3 separate regions of the Mus musculus genome follow, and regions 2 and 3 are each linked to region 1. The links are chromatin loops, found by intact Hi-C in ENCODE. Cell type or tissue: left cerebral cortex. All regions are shown on one strand.

Region 1 (8,000 bases):
ATTCCCTGAGAACTGGACTCACATAGTCTGCAAGAGCAACATGTGCTCTTAACTGCTGTGCTGTCTTTCCAACCCTGAAAATGGAAATCTTAAAGCTAACCGAGCCTGGAAACAACCAAGGTGAAGGACTAGACTATTATTCATGAGACAAACAAGTGATGGGAGATGGAGAGATGGGAGAACCCTAACTGCACACTCCTCCATGAGAGCAGGCAACCTGAAAAGTCTACACACATTTTGACATTCCACCGTAAGACATTCTGGAATCGGTGAAATGAGCCCGGTCGTGAAGGGATCACAGCTTGGACAGAGGAAATGTTGAAAACGTGAACTGGGTTCTCCAGAGCAGCAGCAACAACCTATAGTGATGTGTAAGATGGCTCCATGTCTTCACATCTGTTTCACAACCCACTGCATGCACAGTGATGGGTGTGAACATTAGCTAGAGCTGTTTACTGATCATTGCTAAGCTGTAACAAATGTTCCACATTAAGCAATGCAAGGTGTTCATAACAGGGTAGATGGTTCAAGTATGGGGGTGTAGGACAGGCATATGAATACGTTTTCCTGTGACCCCAAATCAATACCTCTAAAGAATAATTGTTTAAAATTTTTCATTGGATGGACTGGTTGCTATAATCATGGGTGCTTCCAGCCTTCATAGAGAAAGGCCACTATTCTGGTCTGATTTTAAAATCACAAACTTGGGGGCTGAAGAGGTAGATGGCTTAGTGCTTAAGAATATTTGCTGTTCTTTCAGAGGACCTGGGTTTGGTTCCCAGGGCCCATATCAGGTGGCTCAAAACTACCTGTAACTCTAGCTTTGGGGCATCCAATGCCCACTTCTAAACTCTCTAGGAACCTGCACACATGTGTACACACACACACACACACACACACACACACACACACACACACGCACAGAGATACATAATACAGTTAACAGTTAAAACCATAGCTTATTTTTACATGCAAATTTACTAATACATAATACAGTTAACAGTTAAAACCATAGCTTATTTTTACATGCAAATTTACTAATCTAACTCTTAGCTGCTTACTCTGCCCATGGAGAACATATGTTTAAGATGACCATGTGCCAGTCACTGATTCCCAGATAGGAGGTGCCCTGTTGGGTCTGGTCTGACAGCCTTGGACAACTGTCTTCTTCATCCTCAGTGTGGTTCTCTCTTCTGTGGGGACCAAAGAATTCTTAAGTGTTGTTCCACTTTATAAAGCCTTTCTCATAGGGCATGGTGTATAACCATTCACATCATATATACTGGCACTGGGGAACACCAGCTGTTATGACAGATGGCACAGGAGACATGGAACCTAGGAAGACACAGGTACTGACTGGGAAAGGGTGGAGAGGCCACTTAGTGTTCTTCCAACTGGTTCCTGCCACACTTGAAGCTTCAGTCCAGGCCTTCTCCAGGCTGTCCAGGATAGACCTTGGTAATTGCTACTCTTCCTACCTCCACAGAGGAAGGAAGAAGCACTGGCTGCCATCTTGGCCAAAGTACTGAAGACAGGGGTCACCAGTGTTTGTAGGCAGTAGTAGGGCAAGGAAGACCTACAGGTACCTAGTGTCTCATTTTACTTAGAACTTGTTTTATTCCTGTAAAGCATACAGGAAACTTGGTATTTTAATTGTTTTCAAGTGCACAGCTCTGGGCCCCGGGCATGTTCACATTGCTCTATAAACATCACCACCATCCATCTCTGTATCCTTTCATTGCCCCAAACTGAAATGTTGTACCATTGAAACACTAATTTATTTCTCAATCCTCCAGGGCCCTAGCAACTACTCCTAACTACTCTTAAGTGTACCATGATGAAAGCCACACAGCAGGTGTCCTTTTGTGACTTGGTTTTCCATCTAGCATTTGCCCTCAAGGACCACTCATCTTGTGCCATCGTTAGATTTTTGTGTTAGGGAGCATGTGCCTATGGTATATGTGTGTACACACGTATGTGCAGGTGCTCATACATGCATGCCTATATGAGGACAGACAGAGAAGGATGTCAGGTATTTGGCTCCATCACTCTCTGCATATTTCTTCGAGCTAGGGCCTCTTGTTGAACCTGAAGCTTGGCTCCTGTTTCTGGTTTCCCCTACTTCTGCACATCACTGGGTTTACAGATACTTAAGTGCGCATGACAGTGTTTTTATGTGGGTACAGCTGCAAACACTCTAATCCACTGAGTCAACTTTCTTGATCCATGTGCCAGAATTAATGTCTGGGTGAGACTTCTCTGCATGAGCAGACCTCATTTTGTTTGTCCATTTACTTGTCTGTGGCCACCTGGCTTGCTCCTACCTTTTGTCTGCTGTCAGCAGAGTATCTCTTGGGTTTCTCCTTTCCCCTCTTTCAGACTTGGAGGTGGAATTTCACATTCTTTTTCTCCTCCTCTTTCTCCTTTTGTGCTGGAGTTTAAGCTCAGGGCTTTCCGTAACCCTGGAAAGCCCCCATACTCCTGCATCTTCCTTTTAAGAGGCACTGCCCCTTAGTATGAATGACACACTCAAAATCACAAGGCAAAGACATTCTGCTTAGACTAGGGGACAGTCATTTTAGGCGACACCATTGAAATGTGGGGCTAGCCAGGCATGGTGGCATATTCCTGAATGGTCAGCACTGGAAGACTAAGGCAGTTTGAATCCAGAGTAAGTCTCTGTCTCAAACACACACAACACACACAGATACACAGATACACAGACACACACACATACACACAGACACACACACATACACACACATATACACAGACACACACAACACACACATACACATACAGACACACAGACACACACACATACACACACATACACACAGACACACACAGACACACACAGACACACACAACACACACATACACATACAGACACACAGACATGCAACAGACACACACATGGCACACACATATACACAGACATGCAACAGACACACACATAGCACACACATACACACACACATATACACACACATACACACACACACACACACACACACACATCAGAAGTGGGCTAACCCAGCTTTAAGGGTCAAAAGTGACTCTGCCTGTTGACTTAAAGCAGTGCTGAACCCCCACCCTGTCAGTTCCACACTAGGACACAGAGGATGACAGTCTACATGCATTAAGATACCCTGTGTGTCTGCTGAGTTCTGTACTTCAATTCCTGTTCAGTTCCTAACCACACGGTCTCTCACTAATCTTGACTGAATTAAGATGAACATGAAGATGCTCTTCCCTGAGCATCTACCCTGCTCCCTCCCCACCAGATTGATCGTGTCAGTTTAATGTAACAGAATTAAAAAATCATGCAAAATGGTATGTTTTGTGAACAATAGTTCCTCTGAATCTCAGACAGTCATTTGTTCACCAAACCCCAGCAGGCTGCAGCTGAGTTGACATTAAAAGGAAAAATTCCAGGAAAAACCTGGGGAGGGGGAGAGAAGTAAGCAGAGAGGGAGGACACACAGACCTAATCAAGGCAACTGACCTGGGCCACCTGGTGATCTCTACTCCATTCAGGTCGGCACCCCCCACTGGTGAGGACTGAGACTGCAGCAGGGCTTGCCCAGCTAAATGACAAGCAAGGGCTTTGCAAAATTCAGAATAATGAATGAAAAATGTCCTAGGAGAGGCTGGTAACATCTCTAAGACTCCAGGTTATCTGAATGTGTAGAGTGGCCTTCAAATTTGGGAAGAAACACATCTCTGAATGAAGTGCCTGGCTTACAAACTTCTGTCTTCGTGCCTCATCTCCTTTGATCCACTCATCACATCAGCACTCAGAGACAGACTGCTATTGTTCCCAGCTAACAGGTAAGGCAATTGAGGCTCTGGGAGACTCAGTGGCTTGCAGCCAACTCAAGACCACAGAGTCCTGGTCCAGAGCCTTTCCTGTCTGACTGCTCTGCCTCCCAACTCAGCAAAGCTCACATGTAACCTACCCCTTCTCACTAACACGCTGGTGGCAGGCTTGAAAAACACTCTTGCTTTCCTAAGTGGACTAGGCTTTAGGATCCGTCAGGATTGGCCTCTGTTTTAATTCCTATTTTCCATTTTAAACCACATTCTTCCTTGCTTGTTTTCCTGATCTCTGAGCTCAGCGAAATCCTCCTGGACGGGGTTTTTGCAGCCCTGTCTGGATCATTTTAACTCTCCCTGGCACACAGAATGTCAAAACTTCTGCAGGTCAAGAGAGGGAAGGAGGGAGGGAGGGAGGAAGGGAGGGAGGGAGGGAGGAAGGGAGGGAGGGAGGGAGGGACAGAGAGAGAGAGAGAGAGAGAGAGAGAGAGATCATTCAATTCTGCCAAGTGCACTCAACAATTTCTAAGGCTTGATCCAATGTTGGTCTGGAGAAAGCATTGTTTCTGCAGAGAAGCCAACATCCCACACTAAGCCTTCAGCTCCAACCTGCACCCCGAATTGTTGGCACAGACACCCCAGCTTGCTCATCTGTATGCTCAAGGCTCCTGTGGGCTGCATGACAGCTCAGTGCTGATTAAAGAAAAGGTGCAAGTGACACTGGAAGATGCTATAAATAGAGAATTCCGAAATCTATCTGCCCTAGTGGCCAGGACTCATTAGATCTGAAACTGTTTGGCTTTTCACTGGAGAGACAGGAGCCCAATTACCACAGTGCACATACAAAGGAAATTATCTGGGCGACATTGAGATTCCACTTGTAAGCTGTTTACTTGAAATAGTCCTGGGGTTTTGATGGGCTTAATCCTTAAATACATTGATTCTGAAAGGATTTTTAAAACTTGGACCCTACAGGATTTAATGAAGACCTATGAAAGTATCACTCAAAACTCTCTGTAAACGTGGCAGGCTTCTCCCAAGCCCAGCTGTTCAGGCATGCTATGTGTCTTTGTATGAGCCTGTAACTCTCTGAGTCTGTTGTTGTTGTTGTTGTTGTTGTTCCAAGATAAGATGCTAGAGGGCTTCTATGGCTCAGCCTCTCTCTGACCATCTCTGAGTCACAGATTCCTCTACTCAGATCTCCCATGTCCCATGGCAGAAGCTGAGACAGATACAAGAATGTGAATCAACTGGAATGCGGCCCCCAAGCCTGGAGGACAGGCACTACACCTGTTTAAATGCCAAATATAGGGCACTGTCATGGAGAGACTCCCGCTCAGAGTTCTTGGGGCTTTCTCTTCTCACAATCCCTGCTGCACTGTGCCCCGAGTGGACCTATATGCCCAGCCTTCACTACATCAGCCTCAGACACTAATTACAGAGCAGGTTCATCCCAAGGGTTGCTGTGCTGAGCCACCCAGAAGCTGAGGTGACTACTCAGGACATGAGGCTGCTCCTTCCCACAGACCTTTCTGTTCTGCCATGCTTCATGTTTTACACTCAGTGTGGCCTCTGTCATCCGTGACTCAAGCGATAGCACGTGGCAACGGCTAGTCTCAGACCCTCATGCCCACTGGGTACTTTGTCCCCTCTTCTGACAACTGGCTCCCCTCTACCATTCAGTCTGAATAAATCGCTCAGCACTCATCAAACCCACTCACCACTCTCTGCTGCCCAGCTCACCTGTCTCAGCCTGCACCTTGCTCTCTTTGCCCACGATAGTCCTTTTCTCTGCATTACTCTCTGTTTCTGTCTAGACTGAGTCTATACATATCCTGAAGAGTCTCGGGGTAAAATTTCCATCCTAGCAAAGTCATCCCTCAAGATCTAAAAGAAGAGAGGCCCCTCTTTTCTCCCTATCTACCTGGGAATTTGCTTGTTTTGTTGTTATTTTTCCTACCTCACATCCAGAATTACTTTAGATAAAAATGTTTGTGTTGGGCTGTGGCTATAACTCAACTAATACCTAGCACGTGGAGCTCTGAGTTTGATCCCCAGCACTGTATAAAACTGGGTTTAGTGGCACTGTCCCCTGAGAGTATAATCCCAGCACTTTAGAGGTAGACACAGGAGGATCAGAAATTCAAGGTAATACTTGGCTACACAGCAAGTTTGAAGACAACATTGGATACATAAGACCCTGTCTGGGAAAAACAAAAGCCGTCATTTGGGTACGTGTTCACTATCAGTTTCTTCAACTAGAGCAACCTCCCAGGACGGAAAGACCACTAGTGTCCTGGTGCCTTCAGAGTGCTCTTTATATAGTTGTCTGTATATACCTGGTGCATGGATGAACCATTAGCCTTGTTCCCAGATCTATCAGTTTGGGGTTCTATCATGTTCTGTAAGGATTCCTGAATATGCAGCTGTTGTCATATTGGCAAGAGTTCTGATGTTCCTAAATATGGGTTTTATTTAGAGGCAGCAGATGCATCATGAGGCACCCCAGGTACCAGTAGCATCTGGACTGCTCAGGAATGATAGCCTGGCCCTGAGTGGCAGGCAGGTGATGGGATGTGATCTGATGCTCTATCTAGTGGTACCTCTACTACACCTGAGTCCAAGCACCCTCTCTGGTTGACGCTTTCTCTCAGGCCTGCAGAAAAACTGTCAAGGGGGAACTCACACTCATTAAAAAGAAAATCAAAATGAAACCAGAAAAAGATTTGTGTGTTTTCAAAGGATCGGCAGAAGAGCCATTATATCTTCTGAACAAACTGTCTACAGCTTCAACTACAAAAGAAGGAGTTATACTAAAACCCCAAAGGAAGTATTTGTGCTAAAATTGTTCTGAAAAGACTCCACCCCATATAGAACACAAACTGTATTTTGGTACCTGTTCCAAGAGAAAGCAATTGCATCAATGGAGATATTGAATACATCATTTGTAAGTCCTAATGAGTAACCTTTTCCCAGGAAAGTTAAGATTCACAGCATCCATTAGATGTCACCCCGCCCAGCCCCCCACCAGATTTAGCACCCATTCAAAGAGCACCGTGGGATGTGGGATCATGAGTGATCTAAGAACTGTCAGCAGCAAGCCTTCTATTGTAAGTAGAGTGCATGAATAAAACAGATTACTAACAATTTTAGAATCGTAATTTGTATCAAGATGTCTGTCTTGATGCAACTTGACGTCTCTGAATAATTCATTATGTCCTTCCCCAAATTCCTTTTAAAAAAAAAATCAGACGCTGTAGACAATTTTCAGTCCTTTAAGTGAAAAATAACCATGAAAGTTATCAAGTTAGATAGAGCTGAAAGGTCCCACCTACTGAAGACAGGACAAGAAGGCCACTATGGGTCTCCAGTCTTTGCCTCCAGGGGAATCAGAGCGTCACGAAATCCCCCAGTTCAAGGAGATTTTAAGAATCAAGTCAATTGCTCTGCAGTGCTGGCACATTTGTTTCTACACTGGCCCAAACTAGCTTGCCTGGGTTTTTTTGTTTTTTGTTTTTTGTTTTTTTTTTTTAATTATTTATTAAATTTTAACCCCACCCCCCACCACACCCTATCCCACCCCACCCCACCCCACCCCCGTCTTTAGACAGTAGGAACTGAGCCTTGAGCTTTTTTAAAGCATTCCAGTGTTCTACCACAGAGTTGCATCCCTGACTCCTGTTTGTTATTTATTTATTTATTTATTTATTTATTTATTTATTTATATATGGTAGCTCACTAATTATCTAGACTAGCCTTAAACTTACTATGTAATCCACGTGGCCTTGATTTTATAAGCCTGAGTCCCTGAGCTGGGATCACAGGCCTGAGCCTTCAAGCCCAGCTACAAATTGGATCCCTTCTTCTTTGACCTGGTCCCCCGTGAGTTTCCACTGAGAAGCACGACGTCGCTTGCTCTCTTGCACCCAAATGCCCTTCAAAGGTCCGCACACTGGCTTGCGGTTTCCAAGCTCTCTCCCCTCTCTGTTACGTGCTTCCTTTTCTTTTGCTCCGGGATTCAAATCTTTGAATAATCTTTTTTAATATCGTATGAACTAAAACGGGAATCGGAGAGATTTTTGCCACCTAGTGCTCATGAAGACTATTGTCTTGACCAGAAAGGGAAAAGACAAAAGAAAAAGAGAGATTATTCTCTGAGCCCTGGAGGGGAGGTTAACTCA
Region 2 (8,000 bases), 110 kb before region 1:
CTGCTGTCTAAACCCACTACTTTGTCACAAGGGTGGCTTTCTGCCCCAGTAAATCCAGTGTCCCCAAATGGTGAGTCAGCAACTACTCAATCAAAGTCAGCTAAAGAATTTAATGAGCGTGGTATGCACAGTCAGTTCATGCTCCCTCCTTCCTTCCCTCCCTCCCCCTCTCTCTTCCCCTCCCTCCCTCTCTCTCTTCCCCTCCCTCCCCCTCTCTTCCCCTCCCCCCCTCTCTCTCTTCCCCTCTCTTCTCCTTTCGTCCTACTCTGTCTCCTTTCTTCAACTTTGAGACATAGTCTTACTGTATAGCCCTGTTTCCCTTTTAATATAGCCTCCTCTTGCATACACTAAGTACTCCAATAACACGTATGTTATCTGCTAATATTCTATAATTCCAAAGTAGATGACTGTGAAAAATATTTGCTAGTTGTGGGAGACAGATAAGATCTGCATATAAACATAGGGAGGCATTGATTTTAAGAAATAATTACTTCTCATTGTAGGGACAATGCATAGTCATCATAAAATAATTTAAATGCACAAAGTATAAAGGCAAAGATTAAAGGCAATTGCACTTCCACCAAAACAGAGGATTGATGCTGACATACTGTTATGCTGATTGACAATTGCTCTCCTGTAAAGACATCTATAGTATAATATTGATTGTTTGATTATAATGTTGGGGATAAAGCCCAGGGTCTTGTATATGCTAGGTAAGCACATTATCATTGAGCCATATCTCTAGCCTGTAATATTTATTTTTATAGAATTCACATAACTTTATGGTAGTTAAAAATTCCTTCTTAATAAAAGTTACCAAAGTAATTTTTAAAAAGCATTTTTTAATGCCCAGCATTCTATTTTGTAGCAAAGACTTTAAAATAAGTTCAGTTTGTACATTTACATGGTTTAAAAATTCCTCATCTTTGTATATAACAACTGATTGTCTTCATACATAAATTTCTGCTTTTCTTCTTGGGCTGCATTCTTAGAAGGAGAGTAAAAGATATAAAAACCCTTGCCAAACTGCTCCCCCCAAAGTTGTATCAAAGTCCTACCAAAAATCATATTAAAGATAAAGTGAGAAAAATAAAGAGTAACATTGTAAGTTTGATTTTTTTTTTTTTTGAGGCTTAACAGTCTTTATAGCTATTGGGCCATGTGAATTTCTTTTTCTCTGACTTAATTCTCAATTCCTTTAGGGTAGTAAACAGGTTTCTTACTGGCTAGAGGGAATGTTTGGATGCACATGACAGTGGTCCTTCTCCCTGTTTGCCACGCTCTGTGTTTAGATTTAATTCCGTAGGCTTCTAGAAACACAAAGGAGTCTATCTTTTCACACAGTCAAAGCTACCAACATGTTTTCTTTCCTTTCTTCCATTTCTTTTAGGCTTAGGAAATCCTTGCCCTCCGTGAAGGTAGTTAAGTATTCGCCTGTGTTTTCTTTCATTATTTTGTTTCCTTTTTTTAATAATTAACTTCCAGATGCACTTGAAATTTATTTTGGTGTAAAGCACGAGGGGAGATCTCATTTATTTATTTATTTTTCTTCCAAACGTTTAGACAATTTTCCCAACAACGTCTGTGGAATGAACCACACCTTCTCTCTAGTCCTGGAAGCCTCTGTTTATTTATAAGCAGGCTCCAATTTCAGGGTATCTGCTTTATCACATTCAATTCCCTGTTAGTCCCTGCAGCAGCCAACATTCTAAACTGTTTCAAGTTTCCAAGGTATTTTAGAACCATCCACATGTCCCACACTGTGCTTCTCAGAGCAGCTCTCTGTCCACTGTCGAAAAATCTCTGCACTTCTGTACTCATGGATCTGTGTTGGTTGCAACTCTTCATTGCTGTGACAAAATTCCTGACCAGAGCATTTACTTTTGCTCATTGGTTTAGGGTACAGTCCATCACGGTGGTGAAGTCTTGGAGGCAGAGCCAGAGGCAGCTGGCCACATGGTATCTGCATCCAGGAAGCAGAGGGAGATAAATGCGGTGCGGCTCACGTTCTCCTTTTTCTTTGGCTCAGGACACTGCTTTTCTCTTTAGTTTTGGAGACAGTCTCTCACTGAAGCTGGGCTCACTGATTTGACCCGGCTGATTGGCTATCTCCTACCCACATGTCTCTGTTGACCCAGCTGATTGGCTACCCCCTACCCACACGTCTCTGCGTCCCCAGTGCTGGGCTAACAGGAGTGAGTCGTTCGTTGTGCCAGGCTCGTTAAGTGGGTGCGGAGGGCCAGAACTCAAGTCCTCACGCTTGCACAGTTAGCACTTTATGGACTGAATCACCTCCGCTGCAACAGTCCAGCACGCTCTTGAAAGTCCCCACTCAATGGCTGCTTCTTTGCAAATGCCGTCACCCCTCTGCCTCCTTGGTTCTATATTTTTTAGTCTTTGGCTACACTCTGCTTCGTTTGCATTTATCATTCCCATAATGGTAGAAAATATAAATGACGTGTGTATTCTACTGCTCGCCTTAGAGACCCATGTCAAACATTCTTACTCAGCCTTTCTCTGATTATAAAAACAAGGTATGAGACGGTGTCTTCCGATAACCCCCACACCCCCATGATCAAGAAGAATCTATCATGCTGTGTTCTAAATTGGTGCTACCTTCTATACTAATCTCTGGTCCTGTGCCTATTAAATTACCTGGAGTCTGCGATCTCTAATCATGTTATAACTCTATATGATTTGATTTCCGCCATGCTGGGCTCTTCATTGACTTCATCTTGCTGCCCTCTTTGGGGTGCCTTCAGCCAAGCCAGCTTTTCTCTTGTAGCTCCCATGATTCTGAGGGAGAGGTGTTTGTTTCCCTTCTTTATAACCACTCAGTGTTCCGAGTTCCCTGGTTGCACATTTCCTCTATTGGTCTTCCTATGGCAGAGTACATGCTTTTATTTTGACTGCTTCGTACATGTATCAGGTACCATGGCTGCTTTCTGTTCAGTTCTCCTCCTTTACCCCAGGACGAAGCGATTATTCGCGATGGTCCTCCATCTTGTTCTGCTTTTTGCCTTCCGTGGCACCCATCGCCATAGTTTCCTCGCATTGCCTGCATCCCCCCGTTTCTCTGGCAGCTCTGATGGTTTTCCTATACTTTCTCTTGGGACTTTTGCTGCCAGGGCTGCAATCTATGTTTCTTTGCCAACATTTGAATTTATCTGCCTTCCTTCATCTCGTCTGCCTCCTCATGCAACAATTCATCATTCAACAATCAGACAAGAACAAAAAACCGTTTGTGTCTGCTTTCTTTCTATATCTACCTTTTTATTCAAACAGCTCAATGACCTTGTTTTACAGAGATGGCATATTCTTGTTTTCTACTAAAATTTATGTGGAAATGTTCAAATACATTTTGATAGGCATATTCTTTCAGCAATTCACTGCCTTGTGTGCTCTGCTGGTCTCTTCTCTTTATCACCCCTACTATAGATAGTTCAGATTAATTTTATTTAAGAAGTTATTTTTAAATTCACGTTTGTGCTTTTGTGTGAGTATATGTCACGTGTATGCAGGTGCCCACAGGGGTCAGAGGAGGACATCAGATTCCCTGGGGCAGACGCTGGGAAGAGAGCTCAGGACCACTGGGGAGCAGTCGACACTCATGACTACTGAGCTAGCTCCCCCTCAGCCTTGTAACTCATGCACTATCAATGGGTCATCTGTTATGTGTATGTTTTCTTTCTCTGCTCGCCCTCAAACGAGGGAAGCTGCATCAGGCTTGGTATCCACACTCATATACCAGGTAATCTCTGATTTTGTTACTAAGGTTTGGCCATTACTCTCCCAGAATTACACTGCCACAGAGGTTGTCACCTACAGATGTAATCTGTTAAAGTCAGCCCTTTTGTTTTGCCTTTATGAGTTAAAATCTACTTGTAGGTTATATGGAAGTGGGGATTTTGGTCCTTGAGTTAAGCAAACCTCTGTAGTAAAGGGCACCTCTGGCCCAGTGAACTCCCCAAGGCCCCACATTTCAAACACCATTAACACATGACTTTGGGGACTACATATCCAACGTGTAACTTTTGAAGAGTTCCTTGAAGGAGACCAAGGGTCCCAAAAGGCTTTCAAGACCAGCCTGTTCCTGGCATAAATATATTCAAATAAGAAGAGGCTCCAAGGCAAACACCATTAGTGCCTGAGACTGGCCCACAGGGAAGTGCCGGGCATTTAATTGAGTGCTTTTAAACAGGCATATAGAAGTCTCTATCTTGATGCAAGGCAGCAAGCCTAGCCTGATGCCACTGAACATTTGTCTAACCTTGTACAATCTTGTGTTCACCAGGCAGTGTTCTGAGTTCCCTGGGGTCTGTCATGGGGGAGACAAGGTCTACGTGGGTGGATATTATGTAGCCTATAGGTCAGCATTTTAAATGGCAAGACAATAAATTGAGTCCATTGTAATTACTCTCTCCAGGATCCTGGCCACAGAGAAACTGCTCAGATTATCAACAAGTAACAGATAATTCTATTTTTTTTTCTATAAATCAATAAACTGGCATCTTGCTAAATCATCCATTCAAGATGACACTGGACTTGTTCTCCAGGGACCTAGCCTTTCCTGGAAGGTAACAGAGTGGACGAACCCTGGGAAGACATGCTGTACCCTCTCCTGCCTGCAGAGGCCACTGCCTCCTGATCTGTTTTGAGTAGTAGAGCGAGCCCTAGCTTTAGTAACCTCCCTGTCGTCCTTCTAAACGTGGTAGCTTGTTGCATTATTATCTTTCGACTTAACCGATTACAAGGCTGGGACAGGTAACAACCTGTCCTGTGGTGCTGTGATGTCACCTAGCCTCAGAATCATGGGGGAGCACTCACTAGCTGCACAGGTTTGTAAGCTTTCCCTTGGCCTTAGAGAATGTGACTCAAGGCGCCTGGGGTGTGTGTGACTGCGATCTCATTTGATCACAGGGTAGAAGATGTGGTGGGCGACCCAGCTAGGAGGGGACACCCAGCAGGTTTAAAGGACTGACTGACTCTGATGAAGCCTGCTTGCGTCACCTGATCTCCTCCTTGCCATTCCTACTCACACAACCCACCACCAGCTCCTTCTCATAGTGCTTCTGCTCCATAGCGCTGAGCCCACAGTCTCGCAGGTGACCCAGAACCTTCAGCTCCGTTCTCATGGAAACCCTCAGAGCACAGAATAGAAATGTCCCTCTTGAAATCAACCTCTGGCTCCACATCCACACCTTGGAAACTTCCTCAGATCACCTAAGCCTCCATTTCCTCACGGGTAACATAAAGAAAATGGGTGTCTCACTCAACAGGACATCTTAAGTATCAAGTGAACTTATGCAAAAGAAAAGAAACCAACTTGACATGCTTCTTGCCACAAAATAAACATTTATTTAATGGCTCTTGACTTTGTTATTAATATTATTGACACCATCTGAGGTCACTATGTGAACACACTTTGCACACTTACCAGGTGCCAGACACCACTTTAAGCTTAAGGATTCCAAAGTCGGTGAGGTTTGCACAGTACTAATGCTTCAATGGGAATACAACTTTCCCCCTCAGGAGCTGGTGTGTAAAACTGGATGACACCCTTGTCCACAGTGCGATTGTCTCCAACGACATCAGCACTGACAGAGTCTCAGCACGGCCTCTTATCTTCCTCCATCATAGCAGGGCATTCCCATTACCTTTGGAATCTGTCTCCAACTGGACCACAAATCGCCCTTGTTCTTGATCATTGCTAGCCTCATTAGCACAGCATTTTGGTCCCTCCTGGGGACAGCGAGTGATGTTGCGGTGGTCTGGGATTCTGCTCTTGTGCTGAGGCTGGGGTGGCATCTCCAGACCTCAAGACTCTGGTGATTTTAGGGCCCTCGGTCTCATTATAGGAGACTCCGAACAACATCAGCACTCAGGCAACGTCTACCCAAAACTAGGGAGAAACTTACCTCCTATGTTTCAAACCCTAGACCAGTAAAACTACAAACAGAGAGCAGAAGCACGCCACTGTAGTAAAGACTGGAATGCTACCCAGTACCACGATGGCCAGTGCTAAAGGAGAATGGAGGGTGGCTTTATTTGGTTCTCAGGTCCCAGAGAAAAAGGCTCTCTGTTGTGTGACTGGTCTCCTCGCCATCTTTCCTAAAGCTGGAGAGGACGAGGCCATCAACAGTGAGACTCAGTGAGAACAGGAACTTGGTTGGCCGACCTGCCCCCCTCTGTGGAGTCCTCTCCTCTCAGTCAAGATGGATTGAGCCGAGTAACCATCCAGGGAGCGGAAGCCCCTCCCGAATCCACATCCACCCTCCGGTCTGATTACTTCCCCTTCATCTGTGCTAAAAATAGACCACACCAAACCGAAATAACCTAGGAGATTAAATTAAATTAAATCGGTCCTGGCTCCTAGGCAGTTGCTAATAAAATCATAAGCATTTGATGCACGTGGCAGAGAAAGACAAAATGCTTACTGGTTCTCCCCCAGCTCCAACCTGAAGAAGCTGCCTGCTTAAGGGGAAATGTTACTAAAGGGAATCTTCCCCCATTACCCCAGTGCAGAGCAAAAAGGGGTACCTTTCAGGCTGGTAAGCTGCAAAGGCCCCTCTTTGCTGGTTTGCCCTATGAGTTCCACTTCTGATGGGCTTTTTTCTGGGCATGCTCTGCCCAAGCCAACGTATTCCTGGATTAACTCACTAGTTGTTGGTGTTACACATCTATAAAGCGTGTAGGGCCTCTCATGTACATGGGCAGACATAACTAACTGCCCTCTCCGTGGCTACCTTCACCAGTCACAGCACCAAGAACTCCATGTGCAAGGTCACTTGCAGGTAGCCATCTGAGGAACATAGTCATGAGGAGTTACAGGGAACTTGTGGGTGCATTGCACAACTCCTTACTCCTCTCTGGAACATCTTTGGGGGAAAGAGACAGAATTACGTCTCTGTACCTGTTCTCTTTGGCCATCATTAACCTGTGACCACAAAACTGAACATAAATGACAAATAGACAATGTCAGGGCTAAGAGGCCTTCACTGGCAAAGTCTCTATTGCCTCAATCCAGTTGGAAAAAAACATCCTGGACGATCCTCTTACGTGTGTGTGCTCTCGCTCCCTGACAGGGCTTATCTGCCAATGCCTTAGAACATGGCAGCTACGTTCATCAACTCCAATGAAAGGTAATACTGAGAAGGAGGGGAAATGCTTAGGGCTGAGAAGAAGTTTGGAGGTAAAACTGTATGTGTGTGCTCACGCTCATGTGTCAGCATGTACACACAAAAGCCTGGGCATGCCTATGTAGGGGCCAGAGGTCAGAGGTCAACAGCAGGTGTCTTCTCATCATTCTTTGTCTTATATTTTGAGAAGAGTTCTCCTCTTGTCTCACCACTCCCCTCTTCGAAACACACACACACACACACACACACACACACACACACACACACACACAGGGATTACAGTTTTGGAACACCATATCTGGCTTTCCCTATGGGTGTTGGGGATCCAAACTCAGGCCCTCATGTTTGCATGGCGGGCACTTTACTCACTGAGCCATCTTCCCAGTCTTTGGGTACAAAGCTTTGATTCTACAGAAATGACCAAGGTGGTGATTTACCTCCAAACCGTCATTTCTCCAGCTGCTTGTCATCTGCTGTGTGCTATAATAATCACTGCAGTGGTAAACTGTCAAATGGGGGGACCTGGATCAAACAAGAAGAAAGACAGCATTCTCGAATCCACAAATGAGGGGCCATGTATAGAATTCAGACTCCCAGGTACTTAAAAGTGGGCCCCATCCACCTCTGCACTCCTGAGTTGATAAGTTGGAGAGAGGCCCTGACCCTTTGCCCATTGGGCCTGCAGCTTTCAAACCATGCAGGAGACAAAGTTATTTTCCTAACCATGGGAGGGCCTTGCAGCAGTGATTCACGGATAAATGTACCTTGCTTTTCTTTCTCTTGCTGAATGGAAGTCGTGTAGACTGGTTTTCCTCGGGACAGAGGCTAAGAACTCAGAGGCATTGTTAGCACGTTGCTAAC
Region 3 (8,000 bases), 74 kb before region 1:
AGAGATTAATTCCTCAGTCTTTGAGCCTTGTCTTTATCTGGACCACTTCTCTTTGGTGGTGAGCTGTTATTGAGAAGTTTCTGAGACTTTGGCACTTAGCAAACCCAGCCATGAGCTGCAGAGCCTGGCCAACTACTGGAAAAGAAAACTTACTGTCACATTTCATCCCTTGGTGGATAAGTCCATAGAGCAGGGACCCACAGTGATCACAGAAGGTAGGGCTTCCGTATGTGTGGATTTTGAACTTGTGCTTGCTCCTGGGGTCCTGGAGGGAGAAGAACAACATTCATTTCAGGTGTGAAAGGGCTATAGTTTTGATTAAGGCAAGCTCACAATCTTTTCATTGCACAGTTTGGCTAGTATTAGACTGTATTGCTCCCTAGAGTCGGAGAAGTGTGTGCACTGTGTGAGTGTATGTGTGTAAGTGTGTGTGTGTGTCTTTTGACTATATCACATTTTTATGTAGCAAACACTCACATTCCCCCACCCCCTCTATGGTATAATTTGTACATAGTCAATGACAAAGTTTCCATGAATGCTGTCACTTGAAGCCTACCATCATCACAGTCTGGGAGGAGGCATATTCAGTGTTTCAAAGTATTCCTGTCCCTGTACCCAGAGACACCCCAACACCTAGCAAGGCAGTGGCCCAGAAGAGACACTTATGAAGCTGATATGAATGAGTTGAGGTCTGGATCCTTTTTGAAGTCTCTTGACTTCCAGAATCTGGTAGGCTGTGAAACTAGATCAACCTTGAGATTGGCAGGACTTTGTGATCATACCCTATCCCCAAAGAGTCTGTGTATTTATGTGGGAGAGATATCAGTAGTTAGAGGAAAGCATGAAACCAATGGGATAGCCCTTCCCCAAGTATAGATGCAGGACATTGCTTTCTCTAGCAGACCATACAGAGCGCAAGTGTGCAACCAGAAATCTGTTCTAGGTTCCTGTTCTTCAGTGCACAGGTAGAGAAGCAGAAACTATCTATCATCTCTCTCTCTCTCTCTCTCTATATATATATATATATATATATATATATATATATCATGTCATACTGAGTCTGGATTCTGGTACCTTTCAGAGGCATGGATTTGGACAAATGGCTTGTTCTTCCTGTCTCATCTACAAATAGGGAAGTCAGCACCACCTAAGTTACATGGTTATAATAAGGACAAAACAAGCCAACCTTTGTAAACTGATTAGAATGTCCTAGTAGGAGACTGGTAGACTGTCCAGTGCAGGGTGAGTATGCAGGGGACAGAGAAGGAAGGAACTAGCTGCTAGTTCTAGTGGTAGCTGTTGCTGATGCCTTCTCCTCCTCCTTCTCTTCCTCCTCCTCCTCCCTTCTTCCTCTTTCTTTTCATCTTCATTTTCCTCGTGGTACCTCTCCTCTCCTTATTCTACCTCCACTATGTAACCTAGGCTGGTCTTGAACTTTCAACCCTCCTGTCTCAGAACTTCTCAGCTCTGCAGTTTTGGGATTAAGGATGCATACCACCACACACAGCCCCCGGCTCCTTCAAGGAGAGGACTGAGCGAAAAGACCTTTGTATGATATTTGAACAACAAGCTAATGTTATAGTCAATATGCACATACAAGGTTCTTTCCTCATGAACTGCTTCTTCCTGAAGGGTGGCCTGAGCTTCTGCTAGAGCACAGAGGGCAAAGCCAGGGAGGAACAGAAGACAGGAGCTCCATGAAGATACACTAAGTGGTGGGGGTCGGGGAAGGGGGCTCCATGAAGATACATTAAGCACAGGCTCTCCTGGAGGCAGGTGTTGCTCACATATAAAGATACACATAAAAAGACATGCTAGGCTTCAGACTTTCCAAGGCACCTGGGTGCCAGAGGTCTAACAGGATTCCAAAGGCAAGTGTGGCTTTTGGTTGACTTTGAAACCCATGACCCAAGCTAAAGGTATCCCAAATGAATGATTATGACCACTTTTAAAAGGCATAGTTTGGAAAATTCCGGAATGTCTTAATCATGCAGAAAAGTTTAAAGAAGAGCACGCCAAAACACTCACAGATGTATCCATTAGCTGTGGTAAAGGTGAACATGTCTCTTTGTTCCTCATTATATTATCGTCACCCTCATCTTACAGAGAGGTGATGACCACTCCCCCGCCCCACCCCGCAGATCTCTGAGACTCAAACACATTGAAAACTGGGATCTGGCCACCCAATTCTTACTGTGCAAGCTTTCAGATGTCTACCCAGCATGAAGAGCTGGTTCTTGCCATCTCTTAAACGTCCAGAGCTGCACCTCAGTTTTCTGAGGGAGGGATACAGATATACTAGCTCTTTTATAAATAACATCTTCTCGGAATGCAACCATGTTCACTTAGTGACATGGTTTCTGTGGCTACAGTGGCAGTGTTGAACATTTGTGGCAGAGACAGAATGGGCCACAAAGCTGAAAATATTTATTACCTAACCTTGTAAGAAATATTTGCGCAGCCCAGCTTTAGGGCAACAGGCTTCACCTAACAGAGTATCAGTTAGAGTGATTGCAAATATTGCACCTAGATGTTTCCACAATCACAGACTCTGGGGAAGGGCCTCCTCTTGTTGTCCCACCTTCCCTACCCCCTCCCTCTTCCTTCCCTCTTCCTTCCTGCCCTCCCTCCCTCCCATTCTTTTTGGATACAGAATATCACTATGTAACCTAGACTGGCCTCAACCCCTTTTGTTAGCTTGCTGAATAGTGGGATTGCAGGTGTATGCTACCATGCTCTGTTCCAGTCTAGAAAAGATTATCTCAGGGTTCGAAGACTGGGAATCACTGCTGTAAGAGGTCATTTCACAGACAACAGGACCTCACAGTAGTAGCTGAATACATGTGTGATGACCAGCAATACTGTTTTATTTGTAAACTTATTCGTTCATTTGTTTGTTTAGTGTATATTGTGCATGCACTTGAGCATCTGTGTGTGCCACCTTGCGCGTGTGAAGGTTCTTGGATGGCTTCTAAGAGTTGGTTCTCCCTTCCACCATGTGATTTCCAGGGATCAGATTTTGGTCCTCGGGTGTAGAAGCAAACACCTTACCCTTGAAGCCATCTCATTGGCTCATGATTAGCAATACCCATGAAGCAACCCACTGCCTGCCCCTCTAAAGGCCCCTCTTCAGGTTATAAAAGATCCATGTCCTTGTGGGAGCATTTTCCCTAGATAGAAATGGCTGTGAAGATGGAGTGAAGAGCAGCTGATCAGTTACTCCGATGTCTGCGACATGGGCCAGAATGCCGAAGGATCAGGCTAGCATCAGCACCAATTATCTGGACCCATGCTGACAGTGAAGGTTGTTCCCCACAATGTGGAGGGCAAAGAAGATGCTGGGGGGAAAGCAAGAAGCCAGGTTGCCTGCAGAGATACAGCATCAACAACTAGCAGCAAATGAAGAGTGGCAGCTCACTGTAAACCCACTGGAGGATGCACAGGCCGTCAGGTCAGCCCTGGGGTGGCTGTCCTGCCAGCTGACTCTCACACACATCTCTATTGATGTGGCACATGGGCAATGGGCCCCTCTTTCAGGAAAACCTAAGTCTCACTCATCTGACACCCATATGGCATCTCCAGGCTCTAACTGCCAGGAGATGTAGAAAGAGAGGAAGTCATGACTTCTACTTCTTGTGTGTGTGTGTGTGTGTGTGTGTGTGTGTGTGTGTGTGTGTGTGTGTGTATGTGTGTGTGTGTGGTGTCTGGAGAGCCACCAGGTCCCAGAATCCTTCACTACCAAAAGTGCATGGGGGGCCCTCAATTTTATTTATAAATTATAATAGGTGTATGTGCTCATGTGAACTCCAGCAGCATATGACCATATGCAAAGGGTTTACAACTTGATAAGAGCTGGAAAAATATAAGAGGCTATTATGGTGTTAGCCATAGAAATAAACTTCACGAAGCCCAAGGTTTCTCTAAAATACTTCAGCGGCATGGACAGTTATGGAAACATCCAGTGATCTGGGTGATTCCAGCCTTGACTGGGGGTCAGAATGGAGGCTGAACGGGGAATATCTCTTCGGTCTGGCTTCTAGCACATTGTCTCTAGCCCTCCAGAGAGTTCCTTGGCAATCAACCCTATGTGGTAAATTTGAAACTGCTCAGTGGCCCAGATTAGCTCATGCATGGTCCCAGCTTAAAGGTCACGCTGATGTTATTGCCTGTGGAGAAGGATGAAGGAGAAACATGGAAACTCATCCCGTGTAATGCATGGCTCCAGGCCTGACAAGAGAAACAACCTTGTTACCTAAACGGGACTCACCATGCTTCACAGAAAGCCACTGGAGCAGAAACCTGCCCAGGCCGTCTGTATTTATAGCAGAGCCTCTGAGGAGCAGAGTGTTGGCCTTCTCTGGGCCTCAGGTTTCTCTATCTGAATCCTGGACCATGGAGGTGGGAATAGGGTTCCACATGAGGTCTCACAGGGCCCCGAGCTTGTCAGGAGGTGCCGGGTGCCGGGTGCCGCTGAGGGTGGGGAGGGAAGAGAGCAAAGCGGGGAGGCGAGGCTGCTGCTAAGATTAAAGTTGGAAACAACTGTACTAAATAGTCCCTTCAATTCTGTCTTGATATTTAGAAAAAGAAAACACCAACAAAACCCTTTTTATTTTGAAATCACTTAAGACTCACAAGAATTTGCAAAACAAGTACAGCCTGTTCCTCTTTGCTCTTCATCCTGCTTTCCCAGCGAGAGCATCTTACATAACCACAGCACATTAGTGGAGAGGAGATGCTGCCGCCCTGCCGCCAGCTGACTTGCGGCATCCTCAGGTCTCTAGATTTTCTATGCATGGTTATAACAAAGGGCTTGCATTGTACAACATGTGAATTGAATAGACCGTGTGCTGGGGAGGGAATCCAGTCTTGTTTGCTGAGCACATAGCATGGACTCGAGAGGCACAGCAACAGAGGAACCTGTCCGTGAGACCCATAACTGACGGATCTCACGTGAAGGGGTTGATTGAGGAGGGCGACTCCAAAGATCTATCCAAAAGTAGAAGTGGAAAGTTCCTCTCTAAGTAAACACACATGTCGTGACCTCTGTGGCCAGTTCTTAACAGAGTCATTTCAAATATCTGGCTGACTGAGGGCTCAGCCAGGTGTGCAGCCAGCCTGGGTCATGGGGAGATTGAAAGGCTGTGGGCCTTCCAGGTGGAGAGTCACCAGCTTCAGTGGGGGCTGAAGCCTAAGTGTGTTTATGTGTAAGTGTTGCAGGTCCTTGGGTCCTAAACAGCATTGGAGCTCCCTCTCTGTTACACCCATAGTCCCTGGCACCTTTACCTGGTGGCAGTACCCAGTGTATTTCACCTAGGTCTTTGCCCGTGATAGCTTCTACCTGCCACAGCCACAAGAATTCTGCCTGTTGCGGCTGATTCAGGGGTAGTAAGAAAGAACAGTGTTTTCTTTCAGAGGACACACACATACACACACACACACACACACACACACACACACACGCCCTAACCAAGCAGTCTGAAGCAAAGGAAAGATCTCTGAACCAACATCACTAAATCAGCAACTGCGATAGAACCAAGACAGGCTATTGAGGTTGAAGTATAAACGGCATCTCTGAGCTCCCCAGGGAGCAGGGTGAGAAGGCAAAACAATCAGAGGAGGATTCTCTGGGATTGCAAAGCCGAGTCCACAAATCTCCCAGCCCATCTCTAGCATTAGTTGTCTCTGTCACGGTACACCCACGCTCCACACGGCAACTACATCCTCACAGAACTGAGCTTCTATCATACTTTGCTTGAAGGTTCTAGAGAAAACTGCCCCATGGGTCATGTGTGGTAAGCTTGGTCCTAGTACATAAAGAAGGGTCTGTCTTAGAGTAATCCCCTCTAACGAGGTTAGTGGTCTTTCCCTTTAGCGAAGCATGTGTAAATGCTCCTTGAACTTTTGGGCAGCCTCTGTTTGAAGGGAGTATAAAACCCTCTGTCCTGCAGATGCTGTCCTGGCCTGTTACATTCTAACAGAAAGGCTCAAAGGCTCCACTCAGAAACTCCTGCTGTACGTGGTGGAAATGGAGGCTTGGCCTACAGGCTGTCTCATAGGCACAAATAAAATCTCACTTGTGAATCTAAATCTGGAATTATTTCCAAAAAAATCAATCAGAGGGGGAGGGGAGGATGCAAATTCTATCATAGCGTCTGCTAGCCTGCATCTTATCTCTTAGTTCTAAATATCATAGCTTGACCAGCTTTCCCTGGAAAACTGTGTCAACATTCCTATCAAGATGTTTCCAAGACCTCTTTCCTCCTCCTCTTCCTCCTCCTCCTCCTCCTCCTCCTCCTCCTCCTCCTCTTCCTCCTCCTCTTCCTCCTCCTCCTCCTCCTCCTCCTCCTCCTCCTCCTCCTCCTCCTCCTCCTCCTCCTCCTCCTCCTCCTCCTCCTCCTCCTCCTCCTCTTCTTCTTCTTCTTCTTCTTCTTCTTCTTCTTCTTCTTCTTCTTCTTCTTCTTCTTCTGAAGTTGGTTAAAAACAAGCCCTTAGATCTGCACCGCATAGATTTTGATGCTGATGGAGCTTTGGACTTCCTATATTCTTCCTGGCTGGACTCTATGTACGTACTAAAGGCAATGTGTTCTAGGTGAGTTTGCAATCTATCTTTAAGGATGGCGAGTGGTCCAGCCATGGGCAGAATTTAGCCTTTGGATGATCCCTGAGCTGAAGGAGGCAGCAGCTGCTAAGGATGGAGATGAGAATGGGTCCATGTGAACAGATGCTTCACAAGCCCTTTTTATCTGATAAATAAGGAAGGCAAGCTTTGGCTGGTGTGTGTGTGTGTGTGTGTGTGTGTGTGTGTGTGTGTTCCCATCCTGCATTTCCTACCCATATCTGAATTCCTCCAACATGCCCTGGAGGTTTCTCAGAGGACCTAAATGCCTATCCTTGAAAGCCTCAGGGTCAGGCTTTCTGAGTTCCTGGGGCTGTTTTTAATCCAGTGGAGCTCTGGGGCGCGACTTCCTTGTGTGGCTCCTCCAAGCTGCTTCCTCTGAATACCAAGGAAAATTCCCTGCTCTTACCATCTGATGTGTTCTCATGAATCATACTTGGAAGCCAGGCTTGGGTCTAAATGTCACCCGCATGCTGACTACACAGGCAACACTGAATACTCTGCTCCAAGGGTAATAAGGCTGGCATCATTATTGTGATCTGAAATTTCTTAGGAAATTTCTTTTTTTAACTCCATGAAACAGAAAGAAAGAAAGAAAGAGAGAGAGAGAGAGAGAGAGACAGAGAGAGACAGAGAGAGAGAGAGACAGAGAGACAGAGAGAGAGACAGAGAGAGAGAGGAAGAGAGGAAGAGAGGAAGAGAGGAAGAAAGGAAGAAAGGAAGAAAGAAAGAAACATATTAAAAATGTTGTTTTATTAGCAAAAACTAAAGCCAGAGTGATTTTCTATAACATGACTATTACTGTAATTGTGTCTCACCTATAAGAAGGGTTTGGCCCCATAGCCTTCTCAGAGGCTACATCAGTCTAGATCTCTCTTCATGGGAGCTTTAGAATGTTCAGTGCTGGCTAGGGGAGAAGCTCAGGGGTCAAGTTCTTGCCTAGTTTGCATTAAAGCCCTGTGCTCCATGTCTACCATCATATAAAACTGGACACAATCCCATCACTCCAGGGGGTCAGAAGTTAACTTCAGCTATATAGCAAATTTGATACCAGCCTTGGAAACATGAGACTTTGTTGCCAAAAAAAAAAAAAAAAAAAACCCAAAAACTAAACGAAACAAAACCAAAACTTTGTTTTTGACGAGGTTTGGCATTGCTGTAGACATGGCCTATTTAAGAAAGAACCCATTTCTGGTGGCAGGAATTTATTTTGCTTCTGTGAAGCAGCCATGTTTTATTCTGATGAATAACAATCATCTTCTTTAAAGTAAAATTTCAAATCTTTTTAGGTTTAATTTTATGTTTATGAGTATTTTGCCTGCATGTATGTATCACAGCACACACAAGCCTGGTACCTGTGGTCATCAGAGGAGGGCATTGGATT

What was found. Peaks named below come from ENCODE experiments on the same cell type or tissue, not always from the same donor. Only the 100,000 strongest peaks of a DNase experiment are listed, where the experiment ranks them.
Region 2: it touches region 1 in a loop (2.4-fold over the local background); 17 of 42 quality-filtered maps call a loop at or near these places.
Region 3: a loop joins it to region 1, with 2.5 times the contacts of the local background. A loop is called at or near these places in 2 of 42 quality-filtered maps.

The regions. Positions count from the first base shown.
Region 1 is chr11:108,132,043-108,140,042 of GRCm38, forward strand. All of the region lies in intron 3 of Prkca (protein kinase C, alpha), which reads right to left. Among named protein-coding and RNA genes, the nearest start is that of Gm51922, 23 kb to the left of the region's middle. In left cerebral cortex, CTCF peaks have their summits at 3,569 (motif pointing left), 4,616 and 7,899 (motif pointing left); a DNase peak (open chromatin) is centred at 4,462; H3K27ac peaks cover 2,203 bases.
Region 2 is chr11:108,026,522-108,034,521 of GRCm38, forward strand. The region is part of intron 5 of Prkca (protein kinase C, alpha); the gene reads right to left. Among named protein-coding and RNA genes, the nearest start is that of Mir7223, 34 kb to the left of the region's middle. In left cerebral cortex, a CTCF peak has its summit at 4,624 (motif pointing right); DNase peaks (open chromatin) are centred at 2,023, 4,658 and 6,266; H3K27ac peaks cover 433 bases.
Region 3 is chr11:108,057,609-108,065,608 of GRCm38, forward strand. Prkca (protein kinase C, alpha) reads right to left here. Exons shown (of 17, transcript NM_011101.3): 4 at 154-265. Among named protein-coding and RNA genes, the nearest start is that of Gm51922, 51 kb to the right of the region's middle. In left cerebral cortex, a CTCF peak has its summit at 4,751; DNase peaks (open chromatin) are centred at 4,708, 5,676, 6,762 and 7,001; H3K27ac peaks cover 4,170 bases.